2 separate regions of the Homo sapiens genome follow, and region 2 is linked to region 1. The links are chromatin contacts, found by Hi-C or POLR2A ChIA-PET in ENCODE. All regions are on one chromosome and are shown on one strand. Each heading gives the region's core, a stretch centred on a gene start or an enhancer-like site at or near the end of the contact. The rest is flanking DNA. Distances are from core to core; before and after follow the strand shown.

Region 1 (3,887 bases), core at 1,371-3,870:
TCCCCAGTACTGAGATATCTGCAGCCCTACACCTACTAGCTACTTAGCCTGATCACACCTCCAGCCTGTACGCCAGTTTAGAGGCCTTAGGGCAGAGCTCAGCTTTCTCACCCTTGTTCTTTGAAAAACCTGGGTTCTGTTTAGTTCCCCTCTTCTCTGGATCCCTGGCCCAAGCTAGATCCTTTCATAGGTATCATTGTGTACTAGTTATCAGATACTATAGCGTATTGCCTGGTGCAATTCGTAACCGTCGTGAAATCTTTTGTGTTGTATCTTTTCAGCTTGCCTTGGATACCCGATTCTGGACGTGGATAAATCACTTTGTGATTTGGGGTTCTTTAGCCTTCTATGTATTTTTCTCATTCTTCTGGGGAGGAATTATTTGGTAAGCAATTGTACATGTGTGAGCAATATGTAAATAGCAAAGTAGATACATGTGTATGTACACTATATATGTAAGCATTCATTATACTTTAAAAATTTTAATTATATAAGATGACACGTCTTTAATATTAATGGCCTGAAGGTTATTTGTTAGCTGGTAGTGCTACTAATTTCAGGTAAGATTTTAAATACACATATATAGACTGCACAAGTCACTCAGAAGACCTCCCTTTGGTAGCTTCTGTCTGTTTGAAGGTGTTGTAAACATCTCTCTAGTGAAACTATAGTTTTCAGCACAACCTCTCGTGATTTTCAGAGGAAATACTCATCCTGTGAAGTTTCTACCTGATATATTGACCAACAGATACATTATTGTCCATTTGGACCCTTATTTTCTCTTGATAGTATATAACCATGATTCATGTTACTACAGGTGTGCTCAGGGTATAGGATATATACAACTTAATAATTCAGAGGGTTGTATTTTGAAATTGTCATCTTACTGTTTTGGTGGAGGAGGGAAGATGTAGAAAGGCAGACTCTGCAGCTTGTCTTTAAAGTTCATTTAGTTCATCTTGGTTCAGTAGATAGATGTTTGTTCAGAATCAGTTTTGTGCTTGAGACTCTATGGGTTAGAGAGATGACTAGACTGTACTCAAGGAGAATAGAGTCCAGTGAGGGACACATAAGCTGTGATTGGGAGAGTTATATATTTGCATCTCCTTTCTTTACTCCCAAAAACATATATTTTATTTTTAAATGTCAGAGTTGTTTTTTTTAGTGAATGGCTTCCCCTGACAAGGATGCCAGCAGCAGAGAGCATGGCTAGAGCAAGCCATAGTGTAAGATTTCAGGAGTACATATTTTCATTGCTTTGAGCAAAATCTTACATACAAAATGATTCTATTTTATCACAGAGATGTGAGGCTTATGTTTATGTCCCTTGAGTCTTAATTAGAAGAAACTCTATTTTGAAAAGCTTTTTAAAAATAAAAACCTTAAGAAATAAAAATATGAGAAACCTAATCATTTAAGGAAGTACCAGCTTTAAAAAGTATAATTACAGCATATATTTGGTACCTCTATAGGTAATTGAGAGCAATGAAGCTGGAAGAAGTCTCTATTTTCTTTAATAATATAACAAATAATTCAAAGTTGATTAAGAACATACCATATACAATTGTATGTCTGCCCAGAGTACCATAATTCTATGAATCTATGTAATCAGCATCTGAACTAATTATGCAAAATTTCTACAAAAATAAAATGTTTCCAGCGAACTCATTTCCAACCCTTTCTACAGACTATTCCTTATTGATGAAAATAAATCCAGTAAATGATTATGGTATTGTCACACCTGTTTATTCATTAGTGCTACTAAAAATGAAATGTTAATCTATTTTTTATTTTATTGCCTGAAGTATTATCATTAAGTAGAGTTGAGCCACTGCATGAATATAAACTTATAAAGCAACCAGTAAAATGTGACTAGAAACAATGTGAAACTTCAGCTGAATGTGGTCACAACTGATGTCTCTAGACATGTTTTACCCTGAGGCATTGAGTCACACCCGTCTTTGGGGTTGGGTAGTGAGAATGATGACTTCCGAGCCCCAAACCACATCCAGAAATAATAGTGTTTATTTTTTACTGCCCTACTACAAAACTCCATAGATGACATGGAGGTTAAAAAAAAAAAACAAAAAACAACTGGATGCATTAGTCAGAAGGTATGATGCCAAGGAACACTCTGTGACTAGCTGCCATTTGTCATCTGGGCCCCTGTTATGGCTCAGTTAACTGCCTAGAACATTATTCAAGGTGTTCTTCAGAATTTGAGTGAGGTAGAGTTCTGCAGAAGTCTTTTCCATGTGGCAGACTTTTCCCAGAAAGCCTGTGTAGCCTAGGCCTCATAAATTTTTCTACCTTCCTGTTCTCACTTTTATTCCACAATCTAATTTTCATAAAAGTAGAGCCACAAACTCAGTTTTATCATGTTACATAAGGGTGCATAGACATTAATTTTTAAATGAGAAACCAAATTATCTTCAGGAAGCATGATGTGTCATCTAATAAACAGGAGCCATGGTTATCTACCTGGAGCTCTTTAATCCTAGGGCAGTCTGATGTGCATCCTGTCTTTAAGCAACCACTTCTTCCCCCTCACCTTCAAAGAACAATAGCTTCACCTACTGAGGCTCTCTGTGGTTCAGCTCAGACAGAAGGGAAGGGAAACAGGCTGTGCTTCTCAATGGCCACTTTACAATGAAGTGGATGACTCAGAATGAAATCTAACTCCAGAATGGGGGTTCCTGCTGGATTTCTGGATTCTAAGGCTTAATGTCCAATTAGCAATATTCTACTCTGTGTCAACCTATTTGGCACATACTGTTAATATATATTTGTGGATGACAATGGTAGATTCCTTCCATTTGAGAGAGATGATAAGCTTCTACTGTCCTTTTTATATTTACATAGTGTTTTTATTGGGAGAGAGTTATAAAAATGTCTTTTGAATTTCTGAATACAGAACACAAATCCATCCCCATCTTAATAAAACAGCTGAGGAAATAAAATGCTTGTTAGGATAAAAATGAACCATTTCTCTTGAATATCTTTTAAGCACCAGCATTTTCTAATGCACATAAATAGTCGCCAGTTGGCAGCTTTAGAATTGATTGCCTGATTGTCTTCAAGTCAAATGCATTTTATCTTTTTTCTCCTTTGATTATCATTCCTTTTTTTCCAAACATTTGGTAAATGAAATTTGTTTATTACTTTGGGATATTCTAGAGAAAATTATTTTTATTAATGTATGTAAGGAAGATTCTTTTTAAATACAAACGACATTTTAATTAAATGTCCATTTCATATGACAGGAATTGATTTGTTTTTCCATCATGTATTTTCTTTCCACTGCAGGCCTTTTCTCAAGCAACAGAGAATGTATTTTGTATTTGCCCAAATGCTGTCTTCTGTATCCACATGGTTGGCTATAATTCTTCTAATATTTATCAGCCTGTTCCCTGAGATTCTTCTGATAGTATTAAAGAATGTAAGAAGAAGAAGTGCCAGGGTAAGAACTAAGTTTATCTTACAACCTGATTTTTGGAAGGGGCCTCAATATCTGCCATGAGCTAAAAACCTGATTTAGAAAATTACATTAGTTACAGCATGTTAAACCCCTCCTTACAGGTTCATCACTTAATTTCCTCTTCTGCATAAAAAGTATAGTAAAAACTTCGTTATCCAATGCAGGTGGTAAGTAGATTCCTTAATAGTGTTCTATGTGACCTTCGGCAATCCATATGGAGTATCTCATATGCTCCATATGGAATTTTAAAAGGAAAAAATTATTTTATTTTGTATTTAGCCTAGAATTTTCACACCAGGAATTTCCACACCAACATTTTCGCTTTAAACTTAGAAATTTCCCTGTGGGCTGTTTGCAGATTTTTTTCAGTTGATAATACCAATTTGCCTCTTTCAAACCTTTCCCCTTC
Region 2 (3,746 bases), core at 266-2,765, 180 kb after region 1:
GAAGCTACCATCGCGAACAAGGCGCGGCTGCGTTGGCCCTTGGCTCCAGCCTGGCAAGCTGAGGTGAAAGCCCTGGAATAAGGTAAGAAATGAGCGTGACCGCAGACGGGATACGTGCTAGGTGAACATGGCTCTGTAGGGTCTCAAAGCTGGACAGGATCCCAGCAGTCCCTTAGCCTGCTCTGATCTCTGGCCAGGTGAACAAATGCCCTCTCCCTGAATGGGGCTATCTAGCCGCTGCTGTCCCCAGTGACAGAACAGCTCTTTAAGTCAACAATTCCGACAAACATTTGTTCAATCAACATTTGCTCCCAATGCTGCCCAACCTGCGTAACCAACCCAGTGGTTGTTGGTTGGAAAGGGCTTTCTTAATGGAGGTCAGAATCGTCTTGCCTGCTTGCAACTTTCACCCTTAAGTCCACAAAGAAGTTGTCTTCCCCTTTCCCTTGTGGCTCTTGCAAACAGCTCACCTACACCTTTTCTTTAACAGACTAACCATTTCTAGTTTGTTCAATCTGTTCATTACTCCAGATGAAAGTGAACTCTCTATGTTCTTCTTTGTGAGATTTCTTCACCAAGTGATCACTTTATTTCCCACCCTGGCTAATTTGAAAGATAAAAGAAACAACTCTGAAGAGAAAGGTTCTTATGAAGCATCAGCATTTTGAAACACTCTTTTCTAGGTGACACTGCTAAACAGTATTTCATATTTCAAAGCTAGATATATAATGTTTTCACCACTGAAGCCCCAGCTGTTGCTTGCTTTCTCTTGATGCCTTAGTCACAGCAGGTTTGCTGCAGTCTGATCTGCAATCAAATCTAGTATTTCCTCCCTGCAGATTAACCATGACATGGTGGAGCTGGCCCATCCACAAATGAGGAGAGATTCTGGTTTCTTTCATTTCCTGTTTCATTTTGTCTAAAAATGACTTTTATACACTCAATTTATCTCATATTTTTGAAAACCAGTAACCATTCATAAGGAACTGGATGGAGGTGGTGTGGAGGAAACAATGCAGAAGTATGACAGGGTCTTTCACAACTATTCTGGAAAGTAGCTCAGCTTCTTGCCTTTGGAAAAGAATAAAAGTGCTTTGAATCTGTACACATCAGTAATCTTAGTTCATGTGGATGAAATAGGGAGTGAACATATGTGCATGTGTATGTGTGCACATGCATGTATGAGTGATCTTGAACATTCCAAATGATCTTAGCTAGGCTTGACAGCAAAAAGACAACAGGTACAATAACTATAAGTGTGCAGTGAGGTCATGAAATGATTTGAAATAATGTGTATCATTTATATCTTCTCCCTCCCGGAACAACCACAACCACCATCTCATAGTCTTTTCTGCTTGAAAAGAAAATAAGGTGTCTGCTTGAGTTACTAAACTTTCTTTCAGGAAACATCTGCATTGTTAATGCATTGGCAAACATCTGGTTTAAAGGGGGTGGGTGAGAAACGGAAATGATGTGACTAAATTGAGCCTTTATACCCTGTTCCCCTTTTTAGTTCTGATTTAAATGTATTTGCCATTTCATTTCTGGAATGACAAGGAGACAATGCTAAACTCACAAAGCAGACATCCTTTTTTTTTTTTTTTTTTAATCTTGGACTTTTTTTTTTTTTTTTTTTTTGAGACGGAGTCTCGCTCTGTCGCCCAGGCTGGAGTGCAGTGGCGGGATCTCGGCTCACTGCCAGCTCCGCCTCCCCGGTTCACGCCATTCTCCTGCCTCAGCCTCCCGTGTAGCTGGGACTATAGGCGCCTGCCACCACGCCGGGCTAATTTTTTGTATTTTTGGAAGAGACGGGGTTTCACTATGTTAGCCAGGATGGTTTTGATCTCCTGAATCTTGGACTTTTAAAAACGGAAGTTATCTTCTTAGCTAATATATTCTCCTGGGTTCTTGGATCCCCTACTCTGAGCACTGTTCTATGTCCCACAAACCCAAGGAAGATAATTGTCATAAAGTAGGATCTTTTGTTGTAACCATGTTATCCATGGAAGTTGGACACATAATGAATGAAAATACATGAGAACACAAAATGACAAAATTAGAGAGAATAGATACATGGATATTAAATACATTGAAGGCATAATAACAGTGCTTGCACTTAAGAGGGATTGTTCCAGGAAAGGTTCATAAAGAAGGTCAATATTACAGAGTTGTGAAGAAGAGTAAAGATATGGATGAGTGAAGGAAGGGGTTATGGTAGGTAAGGGAAGCAGTCCTCATAGGGTGCAATTAAGTAGAAACAGAGGAGGTAAAAAGGAACATACAGTGTCCCATTTATGAGTTATAAGATCAGGTCCAGCAAATATTGTCTTTTTAAAAAGCAAAGGTAAAAGAAAGGGAAAACCTTGATTGTGATGTTCTGCCACTCTTTGATACCATTCTCCACAATGCTTGTGCAATTATACCTACCACCCCATCCCCAGGTATATGTGTAATACCTTACATCCATTATGTTGAAAAATGGCAGGCATTCTCAAGAATCCTGGATAGATACACAGCTAGTCCCAGAAAATTCCAATGCTGTTAAAACTGAGGACATTTACCTGATTCTGGCTTAAATTGTCACCAGTTTGATAATTGCAAACTTTAAATTTATCAGTCTCTAATGGCAGAGATTCTAACCTCAGTAGAGAAATCCATGAAATTACTACTAAATCATGACTGTGGCAACTAGGGAGTTTTAAGTTACACTAAACTATTATAAGTGCTATCCAATAGAAATTTCTGCAGTAATAGAGTGTTCTATCTCCGCTTGCACTCTCCAATACAGTAGTTACTAGCCACATGTGGTTGTTATGTGCTTAAAATTTGGCAGGTGCAATTGAGGAATTGAATTTTTAATTTCTCTTAATTGTAGTTAATTTAAATTTAAATAGCCATATGTGGCTAGTGGTTACCTATTGGACAGCACAACTTTATATAAGGACCATCCTGGCTTCCTGCCTGGGGAGGGGGGCCAAAGAGGTGGGTTATTTCTTCTCACAGACGGAATCTCTTAGGCTTCAGCTGTAGGCTAAGTTACAACCCAGATTTTGCTACAAATGTAGCTCTTGGTTGTTAAATGAAAAATGTGCATAGGTAATTCTACATATGTAGGTTGTTTGCAGACTACGCTTGGAGAAATGTCTGCAGAGCACCCGGGAAGGACTAGGTACAAGTGCATTATTTGGTGTTTTGAACCCCGGCTTCTGTAACAAGTTCATTTCCTTTGGGCCAGTGTTTTTCTTTTTCTGTTTTTTGAGATAGGGTCTTACTCTGTCACTCAGGCTGAAGTGCAGTGGTGTGATCACAATTCACTGCAGCCTCGACTTTCCAGGCTCAGGTGATTCTCCCACCTCAGCCTCCTGAATAGCTGGGAGCACAGGTGGGAGCCATCACACCTAGCTAATTTTTGTATTTTTTTTAATTAGAGGTGGGGTTTCGCCGTGTTGCCCAGGCTGGTCTCAAACTCCTGGGTTTAAGCAATCCTCCCGTCTCAGTCTCCCAAAGTGCTGGGATTATTGGCATGAGCCACTGCACCTGGCCTAGTTTTCAAACTATAATGTGCATCAAAATCACCTGCAGTGCTTGTTTGCGCACAGACTGCTGGGCCCCACCCCCTAGATATTCTGATTTGGTAGGTCTAGTGTAGAGCAGGAGAATTTGCATTTCTACGTTCCCAGGTGATTCTGATGCTACCACGAGAACTATAGTGGTAGATCAAGACTCTCTCTCATGCCCTGTTTCTT

Evidence for each region. A loop is a pair of places that touch in the nucleus more often than their neighbours do. ChIA-PET counts read pairs that join two places held with the same protein, here RNA polymerase II (POLR2A). Pooled maps may share reads with other maps.
Region 2: a loop to region 1 is called in a map with no recorded cell type, with 9 times the contacts of the local background. The contact joins two enhancer-like sites. A Hi-C loop is called at or near these places in 4 of 37 single-sample maps with no recorded cell type and 3 of 50 pooled maps. POLR2A ChIA-PET finds 5 or more read pairs at or near these places in 2 of 52 experiments (K562 and activated CD4-positive, alpha-beta T cell).

The regions. Positions count from the first base shown.
Region 1 is chrX:139,737,489-139,741,375 of GRCh38, reverse strand. ATP11C (ATPase phospholipid transporting 11C (ATP11C blood group)) reads left to right here. Exons shown (of 30, transcript NM_001353812.2): 27 at 282-385; 28 at 3,307-3,460. Among named protein-coding and RNA genes, the nearest start is that of MCF2, 31 kb to the right of the region's middle. RefSeq lists a silencer at 2,472-2,766. Within about 2 kb of position 2,620, at least 2 of the 41 ENCODE cell types and tissues checked have a DNase peak (open chromatin) inside an H3K27ac peak, as active enhancers do.
Region 2 is chrX:139,551,705-139,555,450 of GRCh38, reverse strand. All of the region lies in intron 6 of F9 (coagulation factor IX), which reads right to left. Among named protein-coding and RNA genes, the nearest start is that of F9, 23 kb to the right of the region's middle. Within about 2 kb of position 1,515, at least 3 of the 41 ENCODE cell types and tissues checked have a DNase peak (open chromatin) inside an H3K27ac peak, as active enhancers do.